Regions from separate parts of the Homo sapiens genome. Here region 1 is linked to region 2. A link is a contact called in ENCODE Hi-C or POLR2A ChIA-PET data. All regions are on one chromosome and are shown on one strand. Each heading gives the region's core, a stretch centred on a gene start or an enhancer-like site at or near the end of the contact. The rest is flanking DNA. Distances are from core to core; before and after follow the strand shown.

Region 1 (7,147 bases), core at 1,998-4,497, 160 kb after region 2:
TATATGGTTTTCTGACTTTTGAGAGAACTAATCCAAGTAATCTGTGGGCACAGTTTGACTACAAACCCTCAGTCTTGGCAGGAAGCAGGGAAATGGCAGTTTGAGCGTCAAAATAATTAAATTCAGCCATGAATTATAAAACACTGGGGGAAAAATTCATGAGGCCATAGAGACAACAGATAAGCAAACAAACAAATGGGAGAGACAGGAAGTCTCTTGCTTGTTGTAGAATGCCAAGAACCGACTGGAGGGAGGGCTGCAGTTGGAAAATAATAATTTTGCAACCATCACAGTAAAGATGAAATCTGGCAAGAATCATCAATGGATGTTAAATCTAGGACAAAAAAATTTTTTTTAATAAAAAGCAGGATATTTACATGATCTTACAGTGCCTCCTCACAGATCAAGGGGGAGAAAAAAACAGAAGAGTGGAGAAATTAGATAACACCTTGACTAAGAGATCAAAATTAACATGACCAATTAGAGAAAAGAACATTGCATGCTTCTAGAGGTGGCACTCTGAAAAGGACACATCACCCGGGCAGCTCACTGGCTGCAGATGTAAAACTTTGATCTGATCATAAGAAAAATCAGACAAACAAAATGAGAATGTTTTAATTTACAAAAAGTGTGTGTGTGTGTGTGTGTGTGTGTGTGTGTGTGACTATACCCTTCAAAAATGCTCATGTCATAAAAGACAGAGTATGGAAATGTTCCAGGCTAAAGGAAGCTAAAGATCCATGACAAATACAAAATCTGGCTCTAGACTAGAACCTGAACTGGAGAAGAAAATTGGTTGTGAATTGGATAAAATACTGTATCAATGTTAAATTTATAAAGCAGATGACTATACTGTGGTTATATAAGAAAGCATCCTTATTTTTAGGAAATACACACTGAAGCATTTAGGGGTAAAGAATCATCACGTATGCAACTTATTCTCAAATCATTGATTTAAAATATATATACGATCATATATATGTGTATGTATAAACATATGGGTAGGCTGGGTGTGGTGGCTCACGCCTGTAATCTCAGCCCTTTGGGAGATCACAGTGGGAGTACTGCTTGAGCTCAGGAGTTTGAGACCAGCCAGGGCAACACAGTAAGATCCTGTCTTTAGAAAAAAATTTTTTTTAACTTAGCTGGGCACAGTGGTACATTCCTGTTGGCCCGGTTACTCAGGAGGCTGAGGCAGAAGGATCACTTGAGCTCAGGAAGTTGAGGCTGCAGTGAGCCATGACTGTGCCACTATATTCCAGCCTGGTGATAGAGCAAGATCCTATCTCAACCAATCAATCAATACACACATACATACATAAATGGGAGAACAATAATGCAAAGGACAGAAATGCTAACAATAGGAGATCCAGGTGCAGGGTATATGGGTGATCTTTTACTTTTTTATTTTTGCAACTTTTTGAAATTATGTACAAATAAAAAGTTTTAAAACCCTACATTAGTTGCAAAAACACAATATTCTTTACAAGTTTATAAAGATTTATTAATTTAGTAATGGCACCAGAGGCTTTTAATACTAAATCAAAATGATGGGGTTAGTAGAAAATAGTAGTTATCACTTCATACTAACAATTTTGTCCTCTGGGAGCAGTGGCTCACACCTGTAACCCCAGCACTTTGGGAGGCCGAGGCGGGTCGATCACGAGGTCAGGAGTTCAAGACCAACCTGGCCAACATGGTGAAACACCATCTCTACTAAAAATACAAAAATTAACTGGGCGTGGTGGTGCGTGCCTGTAGTCCCAGCTACTCGGGAGGCTGAGGCAGGAGAATTGCTTGAACCCAGGAAGCAGAGGCTACAGTGAGCTGAGATTGTGCCACTGCACACCAGCCTGGGCGACAGAGCGAGATTCTGTCTCAAAAAACAAAAAAAAAACCAATTTTGTCATTTGATTTAATATTAAAAGTCTCTGAAGCTATTATCATACTAGTTATATATGTAGTTGTGGGTAAATATTTGATATGGAAAAAATGTTTGAATATACTACTAAGTGAAAGCAGGTCACAAAATAGTATAAAATGTATAATTTTATCCCTTTTTTAATTACATATATAAAGATTTGGAAAGATACAGACAAATATTCACAGTGATTATTTTTGGATGATAGAATACAGATTATTATACTTCTCTCCTTTTGGCTTATCTACACTTTCTAATTTTTTTTCCTGCCACAAATGTATTATTTGAATAATACTGAAAAAAAGCCAATGTAATTAACTAAAAATGAAAAAATTTTAAAGTCAAAATTTTGTAGTAACAATTCCTGCTTTCCTTTTTTTAATCTAAAACAACAAAGTGGTTCCTAACTGTACTACCTAAATATAATTCTTTGCTGTTAAAATAAAAATGATTTTATTAATAAATTTTTTAAAAAAATATAGTCCCTGACACGCACATACAATACTGAAAAAACACATATGAAAAAGAAATAGGAAATGGTCCATTTGCTTTTAAAATTATAAACAGAGAACATTAATACAAAATACACTAATAAATATATTTGAGTGCCAATATTACCCCCAATCTAAGAAATAAGACGAGAAGCAAGGATTAACAGGAAAAAAGGAGGGAGCCCACAGATGAGAATAAAAGACATTCAAAAGGACCCAGACACAGAGACATACACAAAGCACAAGAGAAGATGGCTGTTAACCCTTGGGAGACACTCAGGCTTCCCTATGGGAACAAGCCTCCCACAACTACAGCTGGGCCACACAGTCTTCATCCAGTGTGATCAGGGACCTGAGAGCAAACTCTTCTCTGGCCTAAAAGGCCACTGAACTGAAAACACACACACAAAAATGGTTAAAATGGTAAACTTTATATATAAAATATATATATTTTACCACACAGATACACAATCACTCCCTGTTTGGACAGGGGAAGAAAGTTAGAAAAAAAAAAAGACCCTGAGCACCTAGAGAGCACTATCAGTGAAGGGAAAAGGAATGCAATGGGGAAGCTGGGAGGGAAAATGACTGCGATCTGATCCTTTTGTGCTGAACCAAAGGAAAAAGGAGAACAGAACCCAAGAAACTCAGCAGAGATGGGGCACACAGTGGGGGCAGAAGGGCTTCCTTGCCCAAGTACACAGGGTCAAGAACAAAGAAGCTAGAAATAGGAGACACCAATTTAACAGGTTTTATTTATCTCTAACTGAAACTGAGAGAAAGGAGGGAGGAAGCCAGAAGGCCTCTCATGCACGCTAAGGTGCATGGGATGTACAGCTAAGGTGTTTCGCTGTCAAGCTCTATGAGGCTCATTAACATTGTCTAGTATGACTTTTTTTTTTTTTTTTTACTTATCAAATCTTTATTGAACCCCTATTATATCCTAGGCACTGTACTAGGTTCTGGAAATACACTACTGCTGGTATGACTTTTGTATTTTGTATTTTTATTGTATATATTTAAGGTGTACAACAGGATGTTTTGATATATATATACCTAGTGAAATGGTTACTATTATAATGCAAATTACGCATCATCTTACACAGTTACTTCCACTTTTTTTGCATGTGGCAAGAGCACCAAAAATCCCAAAAGCAATACCACATTAACTATAGTCTTTATGCTGTACATTAGATCTCTAGACCTGTTCATTTTATGTATCTGTAACTTTGTCTCTAGTGACCTACATATCCCCATTTCCTTCCCCTCTGCTCCCCATGACTTGGAAAAAATAAGCTGACCTCAGCTCAATGGAACTTCAGTTTGAAAATATTAAAAACCAAAAACCTAGGTGCTTAACTGCAAATGAGTAAGAAGGGTCTAGATTTCCCAAAGAGTCTTTACCTTCCAAAGCTCAATGTACACTTGTTGCAGGAAGATATTCCTGCTAAAAAAAATAAACTCAAAAAACAAAAACAAACAAACACACACAAAAAGCTCAGAGTCAAGCTCTTGTTCCATCTCTTACTGCCTGAATGACTGGGATTTTTCTTGACTCTGTTTCAGTCTGTGAAAGGAGAATATTTGCCCTGTCCTAAGAAACCAGGTTGTTAGAAGAAAAAAATAAGTTCATGTTTGTGAACGTACTTTGCATATTACGAATATCACAAAACAATGTTACCATATGTTTATTAATGAATAATCTATATTAAATACTTCAGAAAAGTAGTCAATTGTGTGTAAGGACATTTTTACCATGATACAATTTCATCAAAAGTTTATTTCATGTCTAAGTTTCTATTATACTCAGATGATTGTCAAAGTTTCAGTCCTCTTAGATCTCTAAGATACTTTTAACTTCCTAATAGGAATCAACTATCAGACTGAAAAAATAATTAGCACATAATGAGGAAAGGAGATTATTATAATTACTGAAAATACAGGGACCAGACATATAAGATATAGGTGCAGCAGGGACTTTGATGGAAACAAGGTGACTGCAAGCAGGCAAAAAAAGAGTGGATACTATCTTAAAATTGAGCACTTTCGATCATTATTGTGCTTATTTATTCACTGCTAAACATGTTCAGAATAAACATGCTTCCCAACAGACTGTTTCTATACAGCAAATATGACAGAATACAGAATGATGAAATTAACTTAATTCAACCATTATATATCTTTTATTTCCCAAATAAAGTCATATTACTGTGATCCATAAGGCAAAAAATGAGTCATACTCTGAAGGTACTGTTACACATATAAAAACTAAATAGGTGTATACAACCAAATAGGTGTTAATGATGAAACTAACTTAATTCAACCATTATATATCTTTTATTTTCCAAATAAAGTCATATTACTGTGACCCATAAGGCAAGAAATGAGTCATAATCTGAAGGTACTGTTTCACATATAAAAACCAAATAGGTATATAGTTGTTGTAGGCCAAATGCACATCCTCAGAAATTAAAATAAAACTTTTTCTATTTATCAAATAATGAAGAACCACCATTCAAATCACTTAAAGGTAATGCTTTCAAAATTTTCAATTACTTACAATATCATAAATTTCCCGGTCATCCTCATCAGCTAAGGTCAATAGCGCTACCAATGGATAGCGAGATCTGGGTACTGTACCAAAGTCTTCAATTTTAGTATCTCTTGGTAACTGGCAATATATTTCTTCTTTGCTATCCTTTTTAATACTTTTTGAAAATGTAAAGGTAAATTGCCACTATAACCATAAGAACAAAAATACACCAAAAATGATCAATAAGTTAGCAACACTTTATCCATAAGAAGTCTAATTTTCAGTGCTAATGGGTATATCAGATAAAAGGATACAAATACTGTTCCTGATAGAGACATTCACTCCACAGAGCATCTTCTAATGCTTGAGGAGTGCTTATTCTGAAGCAATAAACATGCTTCTAGTATACCAAAAATGATCAATAAGTTAGCAACACTTTATCCGTAAGAAGTCTAATTTTCAGTGCTAATGGGTATATCAGATGAAAGGATACAAATACTGTTCCTGATAGAGATATTCACTCCACAGAGCATCTTCTAATGCTTGGGGAGTGCTTATTCTGAAGCAATAAACATGCTTCTAGTATACCAAAAATGATCAATAAGTTAGCAACACTTTATCCATAAGAAGTCTAATTTTCAGTGCTAATGGGTATATCAGATGAAAGGATACAAATACTGTTCCTGATAGAGATATTCACTCCACAGAGCATCTTCTAATGCTTGAGGAGTGCTTATTCTGAAGCAATAAACATGCTTCTAGTATACCAAGAATGATCAATAAGTTAGCAACACTTTATCCATAAGAAGTCTAATTTTCAGTGCTAATGGGTATATCAGACGAAAGGATACAAATACTGTTCCTGATAGAGATATTCACTATACAGAGCATCTTCTAATGCTTGGGGAGTGCTTATTCTGAAGCAATAAACATGCTTCTGCAGAGCTTCATATAATTTTTGAACACTGCACCCCCAGTAGCATGTAAGGAGGCTATCTTCAAGGCAATCTGTTGTCAAGGTTATGCCAGCTGTAAAAAACAAAGGAGAAAGAATGAAAGTGATTTAATGTAACTTCTAATACAATCATACAGGGTGAGTAACAAAAGCTTCCTTTTGGATGCTGGCCAGGATGATGGCAGTTAAAAGAACTTGTTAAAGGGTATGCCTCCTATAAACGAAGGAACTGGCCTCTGTAACAAGAGATATAAAAGCTCAATGTCTACACATTTTTTGAGAGCTATCAAAAAACTATTTCTTACTATTTATCTATTAAAGCTTAGAAACTGTTAATTTTCTTTTTTGGCGACTCTAAGACATTTCCCATCTAGATTTTTAAAACTAAAATACAGTTCACTATTGATAACCTACCACTCTCATAGTGTATATGATCCTAACGACAAGAAACAGTGCAGCAGAATACAGCTGTCCTCTAAAGGGGATATGTACAACCTATAGGCTCCACAACATGATCGCTGTTGTAAGAAAAATATTAAAAAGAAACTGAGCTTTACTAACATTAATGTATACATTGACAACATTAACATACAGGCTTGTCACAGACTTAATGTCCCATGTAATATGCAAAATATCCTGAGGAAAAGAGTGGGGATTCCAAAACATAAAGAGTTTAATAGTGGTATCTTAATTCAGTTGTTCACTTTCAACTTAAGAAGATATAACAATTTGAGTAGACCTGATTAAATGGATATACAAATTGTAAGTAGATGTGAAATTATACAGTTTTATTTAACACTTGTATAGGACTTACTTTGTGTCACCTATGTGATTTCCCCCTCCTAGTGGTATTTGTAGCAATATCACATTCAAGGGTAGCAACATCCAGCCTTTCATACTGCTGGGGGTGCAAACTGTAGCAGCGCAAACTGTAACGTGTAGTACTCCTTGGCACTGATACACTGACTAGATAAAAAGGGCCTGGTTTTGGTCATTGTTCCTGGCTCAACAGCCTTGGCATCTGATTTTGGCTCTCCAAACCTGCCAGCAATTCTGTAAGCTACCCAATATCCTTTTATTGAAGTTGTTTCTGTTGCTTGCTAATAAGAATTCTGATTGATATATTACCTATTTTTTAAAATGTGATCAAGAGTATATGTTAGAAGAAGATACACAAATACAAGCAGATGCTCCACAGGATACCAAAAACTGATTTTTCCAATTTTACTCTCAGTATTTAGTAGTAT
Region 2 (6,682 bases), core at 1,954-4,453:
TGAGCCCTTTACCTTTCCAGAGTAGAGATCTGGTCATTTCTTCCATGGAGACTTTCCATCTGTAGTTACTTTTTCCCCAGGTACCGGCACAGCTGGGTGCTCCAGGACTGCTCCTTTACTCCTTGAGGACCCAGGCCAGCTGGGAAGTAGTCCTGAGATCTCAGCCAAGGACTCAAGTTAGGGTTAGGATTCACCTTCAGATTTCTGACCTCCTGGCCATGACCAGTCAGGAGGTCTGAGGCTGGCCATTCCCAGAGGGCACAAAAACCAGGCCAGCTCCCCCAGCCACCTGCCTCGGTTCTGACCTCTGGCCCATGAGTATGCAGACAACTCCACGTTTGTATTTCCAGCCCAGGTTTCTCCCCTGAGCCCCAGATTCACACTCCAACTGCACCCTCTCCATGCTCACTCAGATGATCTCAAAGTCAACATGTCCACAACCCAACTCTTGCTCTCACTCTCACCACATCTGCTTCTTTGCTCCTCTTTCCTATCTCAGCAGATGGCTTTCCATCTTTCCAATTGCTCAGGTCAAAACCTTGGAGTATCCTTGACTCCTTTCTCTCATATCCTGCATCTAACCTCTCCATAAATCCTATGGGCTGAATCTTCAAAATACATCTGGAATGTGACTACCCCTCACCATGTTTCTGCATATCCCCACCCTCTCCAGTAGTCTCTTATCAACCATAACAATCATTTCTAAAAGAAGGATCTTTTAAAACTAGAAGGTAAGTCATGTCACTCCCCTGATCAAACATGTCAATGGCTTCCCATCTCAGAGTAAAAGCCAAAGTCCTTATGATGGCCTGTTAGTCCCTCTATGATCTAGCCTCCACCCTTACTACTGACCCTCTCCTGTTTCAGTCCATCCTGGCTGCTGTGATGTTCCTTCAACATATCAGCCGCGTGCCTGCCTCAGAACCTTCACACTTGCTGCTTCCTCTGCCTGGAACACGTTTCCCCCACACCCATGTTTAGCCTCTCTCAGCTCTGTCTTTGCTCAAATGTCACCTTCCTAATGAGATCTTATCTGTCTACACTATTTTAAATTGCCCACCCCACTCTCTCACCTTACACTCCCTTATTCCCAGGTCATGCTTTGTTTTTTCCATAGCGCTTACCACCATGTGACCTGCTGTACAGTATGCTTATTTCTGGCCCCTCTCCATTAGAATGCAAGCTCCATGAGGGTAATGAGGGTGTCTCCATTTTTTCATGCATTAATAGTTCCTTCTTAATTACAGTTTTTTTTTGAGACAGGGTCTTGCTCTGTTGCCCAGGCTAGAGAGCAGTGGCACAATCACAGCTCACTGCAACCTCAACCTCTTAGCCTCAAGCCTTCCTCCCACCTCAACATCCTAAGCAGCTCGGACTACAGCCATCTACTACCACATCTGGCTAATTTTTGTATTTTTTGTAGAGATGGAGTCTTGCTTTGTTGCTCAGGTTAGTTTCAAATGATCCTCCTGCCTCAGCCTCCCAAAGTACTAGGATTACAGGCATGAGGCACTGCGCCCAGCTAATTATGGCCTTTTGTTTGATAGTGTTTTAATAGTCGTTTGGATTTCTTCAAAATGTTAGGTATTTCCTAGAAGTTTCCTTTAAATGGAAGGCTTAAGATAGAATAGACGACCTATAAACAATAGTAGGTACCAACTGTCACACACAAACTGTTCAGTTGCCCCTTTCTCATTCAACTTTGTTGTATTCTGATTATTTTTAGCTTTAACATCAAATAAAAACAGGAACATGGAAAAGAGGAAAATAAAATGATTAGCTCAATTTTCAAAGTCTTTACTACCCCCCCCTTTTCAATATTCTGTTTAAGATGGAAAGTTTCCCCATTGTTTTTTGCTAGAAAACAAAAGCAAAATGGGTGCTTTTTGTGATTGTAACTGACACCCATTAAAGTAATCTTCGTGAAAAGGATTTGAGAGGCTGAGACAGCAGAATGAAATATATTTAATACAACTCTTGCAAACATCTGTTGAAGAAGGAAAGAAAAACAATGTCAACAGGGTTAAGACTGTTATATGTCTGATTTTTTTGCGGGGGGGGGCACTAAGTGATTGTTTCAATAAGGCCTCATAGGAATGGGTCTCCTAAGAGTTATATAAATTAGAGATGAAAAAAATGTTACCTCACTCGACAAACACAAGACACATTCTTGTAAACCACACTCGACTAGTTTTTTACACCAAAAACCCCTCAGAGGAGAGGCTGGAAGTGTTCTAAACACAGGAAGCTTTCCCACTCTCTAATCTTCAGCGCCGCCCTCACACTCCAGACCACCACTGCCAAAACCCCACACACCACAGAGTGACACTCCAATAGTACCTTAAAATAATGAATTAGCAATCCTCATGCTGACCTTGCAAAGGAGAAAAGTGTGCTTTCTGCTTCTACACTTAGATTTAGCCCCTGTTGCACAAGAGGCTCTAGACATGAGAGTCCCAAAAGGAGCACGGCATTGTCCACGTAACCTAACTGCAATAATATTTTACAAAGAACTCCAAGGCCAGCATCCTTGGCAATGTCCAGACAGTCAACAGAGGAGTATCTTGGGAGGAGTATAAACAGACTGAATCACAAAAGAATAGTTCATGCTTAATTCAGTGGAGCAAACGGAACAACAGCCATGCCACACAACAGGTTTATACACCTCAGGAAGTCTGGGAAGGGCTGGAGTGCACACATCCCACCCCTGACACCAGGGAGCCATTCTATATCTTTACATGACTGTGAACTGTGAAGTCACTGGGTCCCACGCTTTCTAAAATAACGAGGAAGTTGCTCAACAACTTATAGACAAAATTTCCCAACTCAAGAGATGGGATCCAAAGTGTAAGTGTGAATGTAAGAGCCCTGTGGTGTGGTGTGTAACCATGTAAATATTGTCACCAAGGAACAGCATGTAGATATTCCCAAAATATGCATGTTAGCAATGTTGATAGTAAAATGTATGTATCACTCATTTAGGTATGAAATATGAAATACACGTACAAGTCATCCAATGGGGGACAGAATGAACAATTTTGTGGAGGCAGGATATTCGAGTCCATAGTCACAAATTAACTGATACTCTTTTTGGAAAGAAAGGCCTGGCTAACTGTACAAGGACAGAGTTGGGTGACCCTGGAACATATTCAGCCTGGCTCTCCTGTCCTCCTGGGGCACAGCCCTGTAGAGGGAGCTAGAGGCACACCTCCCTTCCTGCTTCCCCTCCAGCCGCCAGCCAATGCTGGGAATTTCTGCAACAGTAAGCAGTAAAAGGCTGCTGATTTTCACCTGTTACTTGTGCACCAAACTCATTTTCAGGTTAGTAGGTCTATTGATGCAATCAGAATAAGATTTTTCAGATTTTTTTTTTTTTTTTTTTTTTTTTTGAGAAGGGAAGCTACTTTTTCATTGCTGAAGTCCTTGGGCAGTGGGTAAGAAGAAAAGGTAGGAAGGATGATGGTGAAGAATGCACTTCTCTAAATAGGAATGAGAATGGCTGAGGCCATTTCCCTCCTTCTGGGTATCCTGCCATGAAATTGAGTAGACCTAGGGCTCAGTGGCTGGACCAGAATCAGGAGGACTGATCAGATGAGGGCCCTTGGCTTTGGCCACATTGGTGGGGATGCTACAGAAGGAGACAAGACCTCAGAGCTCATAGGGATAATGTCTCCAGACAAGGGCCTCATCCTTCCCAAGTTGCAAGCATGCTGCCATCTAGAATTCTACAACAAAGGCAGGCACAAAAACAGTGAGAGGGCTCAGGCAGGGAAAGGTAAGGGGGAGCAGAAAGGCCCAGTAGGACGGAGAGGAGCAGACGCAGAGGCAGAGTTGAGAACCTTGTCTACAGACCCACACAGCCCAGTGCAGGCAGGCCTGTGGGCTGTGTTGTAAGCACCCTGCACTGCTGAGAAGCTGGAGAGAGGACAAACCTGGCAGGAAGGAGCTCCTTCCTGGAAACAAACCTTCTAAACTCTATGGAGGAAGGCAGAAGGCAGCAAGGGGCCCCTATGTCCAGGGAGTTTGGAAACTAACCATTGTCTGCCCTCCCTCAACTCTACCCCAGGGTCTGAGACACATGGCTCAGTGAGGAGAAAGACAAAGCTAACTTCTAGCCACAATGGTTCTGAGCTGGGAGTGACAGCACTGGCCTACTGTGTTGTTTGAATCTAGCTTCATACCATCACCTTTGGAAGTGGTTGTATTTATTAATCTATCAGATATCTGTCTTTGGTTCCTATCAATGTATATGGCCTAGTGCTAGGATCTGTCCTTTTCAATGACATTTGTGGTATCAGAGATAGCCAAAGGGAAAGTTTTGTACCCATAGAAGTGTCTGTAACACAAATAACTTGGGGAGAATCAGACCAATGGGGTAGAGAAATACTTGGAGAAGGGCTCCATTTCTAGAACCAACAGGCAACACTGTAAGGAGTAGAATCCATCTTCTAAAGTACTCCTAGGCCCTCCAGCCAGGACTCAACACATTATTTGGCAGAAAAAAAAAAAGAGCTTAGTCTATTATCACTATACCAGTGGAGACTTAACCTCTGGCTGTTTGAATCTCAAAAGAGATCACTATTATTTATCATTACATACTCTCTGCTGTAGATATGTCTTGGACACATCTGAACCCTCCCCCTCCTGCTCCTATCATCATCTGTGATGTAGTTTAAGAATCCACCTCTCTCCCCAAATGCCATTTACCCATTTGGGCCCTCATTGCCTTTTCTCTACCACAATTGAGCTCAGTGACTTGCATATCTGTATAACACCCCCCCCACTTCACCCCTCCTTGTGGGTGGGGACAGTCCATCCACTTCTGTGTCTCCTACTCCCTCACCCAGGTTAGTGCTGATCACACAGCCTTGCTAGACCAACCTGGTCCAAAAAAGATTCATGCACTTTTTCTATTATGGCTGATGACATGGCACATCTGTTCCTCCTCAGCTTTGTGTCTCTGATAAGTATCAATAGCAGGAAATCTCTGGACCAGCGCAGAATGGTGAGGGGACACTGAGGCTCCAGCAGAAGGGGAGGGCTGGCCTGTCTTCACAGATGATGTCCCCAGCGTCTTCACATCAACACCCCTCCCTTGGCCTTCACCAGGTCACATGTCCAATGTATTTCTGCTAAGAGCCCCCTCCTCTTGCCTCTACTCAGTCACAGACACAGGTAGGGTAGTCAAGTCACCTGGACAATCGGAGCCCAAGATGCTGGTTGTTAGCGCCTAAGATGGGTTCAGTTGTCTTGGCGGCTCCTTTCTAAGGTATTCACTCTTAAGAACTGTAGGAGTATCAGGTGCTCTAAGTGACTTGGGGAAAACAGAATGATAATATGGCGTGGGGAATGAGAGCACAGATGCTAGCCATGTTGTCTGAGCTTCCATTGAATGAGCTGTGTGAACTTGGGCAATTCACTTAACCACTCTGTGCTTCAGTTCCTCCATCTGGAAAATGGGCTACCTCCTAAGATTGGTGATGTTTGAGTTACTTAATCTTTGTAAAGCATGGGACCATCATCTGGCCCATGGTGAGTACTATGTGGTTGTTAGCTGCTCACCACCAATCTAAGGGACCAGGATCATGCTCCATGGGGCTCTCTCCTACAGGATGGGGACAGGAGGAGACCCAAAGCCCTAAGGCACTGGTTCACAAAGTATGGAGGAGGGGCATGCCTGGAAAATTGTTAGAAATACAACCTCTGGGCCGGGCGCGGTGGCTCATGCCTGTAATCCCAGCACTTTGGGAGGCTGAGGTGGGTGGATCACCTGTAGGTCAGGAGTTTGAGACCAGCCTGGCCAACGTGGTGAAATCCTGTCTCTACTAAAAATACAAAAATTAGCCAGGCATGGTGGCGGGCGCCTTTAATCCCAGCTACTCGGGAAGTTGAGGCAGAAGAATCGCTTGAACTCGGGAGAAGGAGTTTGCAGTGAGCCAAGATTGTGCCATTGGACTCTAACCTGGAAAACAGGAGCAAAACTCCGCCTCAAAAAAAAAAAAAAAAAGAATTACGACTTCTGGGACCCTCTCTATAGATCTACTGAATCAAAAACTGTGTTTAACCAGCCCCCTGATGATTTTGATCCAGGTTCACATTTGAGAACCCAAGAAAATCATGGCCTCCAATTGATAGCATTTGGAGGATCGAGTAAGGCTGATGTGAAACCAGGTGGGAACCATGATTTCTTACCAGGAGAAAGGCTAGGAGGAAGCAGTTGAAAGAGTGGCAAGGACCTATTTTTAGAGGAAGTTGTTGGATTTTTTTTTAAGTCAACAATAAATAAGCAAAATGTCATAATATTTCTAAGACAGGGCTGATCTCTCAAGTTTTCTATTCATAGCAACCTACCCAGTTAAAAGCAGCAATCGCTGCATCTAAGGATAGACAGGGAAGCCACGATTTGGCCCGTTTGGGTTTGAAGAGTGCCATAAGAATAAACAAAGTCTGGCCAAGCCTGTGCTGGCTCATGAATCAAACGAAGGTGAGAATTTCAGTTTTAAAGCATCTTTACCACAGGCTCACACCCTCACAAACCACCCCCACACAATCCCCAGTTATGTGCTGCTCCAAGGAGGAGAGTTGAGATGAGTCTGCAGAAGCCCAGAGAAGCCTGGGCGTGAGAGCCAGTACGTTACCTCTAAACGGTTGCTCCGGAGAACCGTTTGGTGAAGTTTGGTAT

The links. Hi-C counts contacts between places; a loop is a spot of excess contacts on that map. ChIA-PET counts read pairs that join two places held with the same protein, here RNA polymerase II (POLR2A). Pooled maps may share reads with other maps.
Region 1: a loop to region 2 is called in a pooled map, with 2.0 times the contacts of the local background. The contact joins two enhancer-like sites. A Hi-C loop is called at or near these places in 2 of 50 pooled maps. POLR2A ChIA-PET finds 5 or more read pairs at or near these places in 4 of 52 experiments (activated CD4-positive, alpha-beta memory T cell, activated CD8-positive, alpha-beta memory T cell, activated T-cell and 1 more).

The regions. Positions count from the first base shown.
Region 1 is chr14:54,528,876-54,536,022 of GRCh38, reverse strand. It overlaps CGRRF1 (cell growth regulator with ring finger domain 1), which reads right to left. Exons shown (of 6, transcript NM_006568.3): 3 at 5,797-5,974; 4 at 4,973-5,120. Among named protein-coding and RNA genes, the nearest start is that of CGRRF1, 23 kb to the right of the region's middle. Within about 2 kb of position 3,247, at least 2 of the 41 ENCODE cell types and tissues checked have a DNase peak (open chromatin) inside an H3K27ac peak, as active enhancers do.
Region 2 is chr14:54,688,257-54,694,938 of GRCh38, reverse strand. All of the region lies in intron 2 of SAMD4A (sterile alpha motif domain containing 4A), which reads right to left. Among named protein-coding and RNA genes, the nearest start is that of SAMD4A-AS1, 3.7 kb to the right of the region's middle. Within about 2 kb of position 3,203, at least 12 of the 41 ENCODE cell types and tissues checked have a DNase peak (open chromatin) inside an H3K27ac peak, as active enhancers do.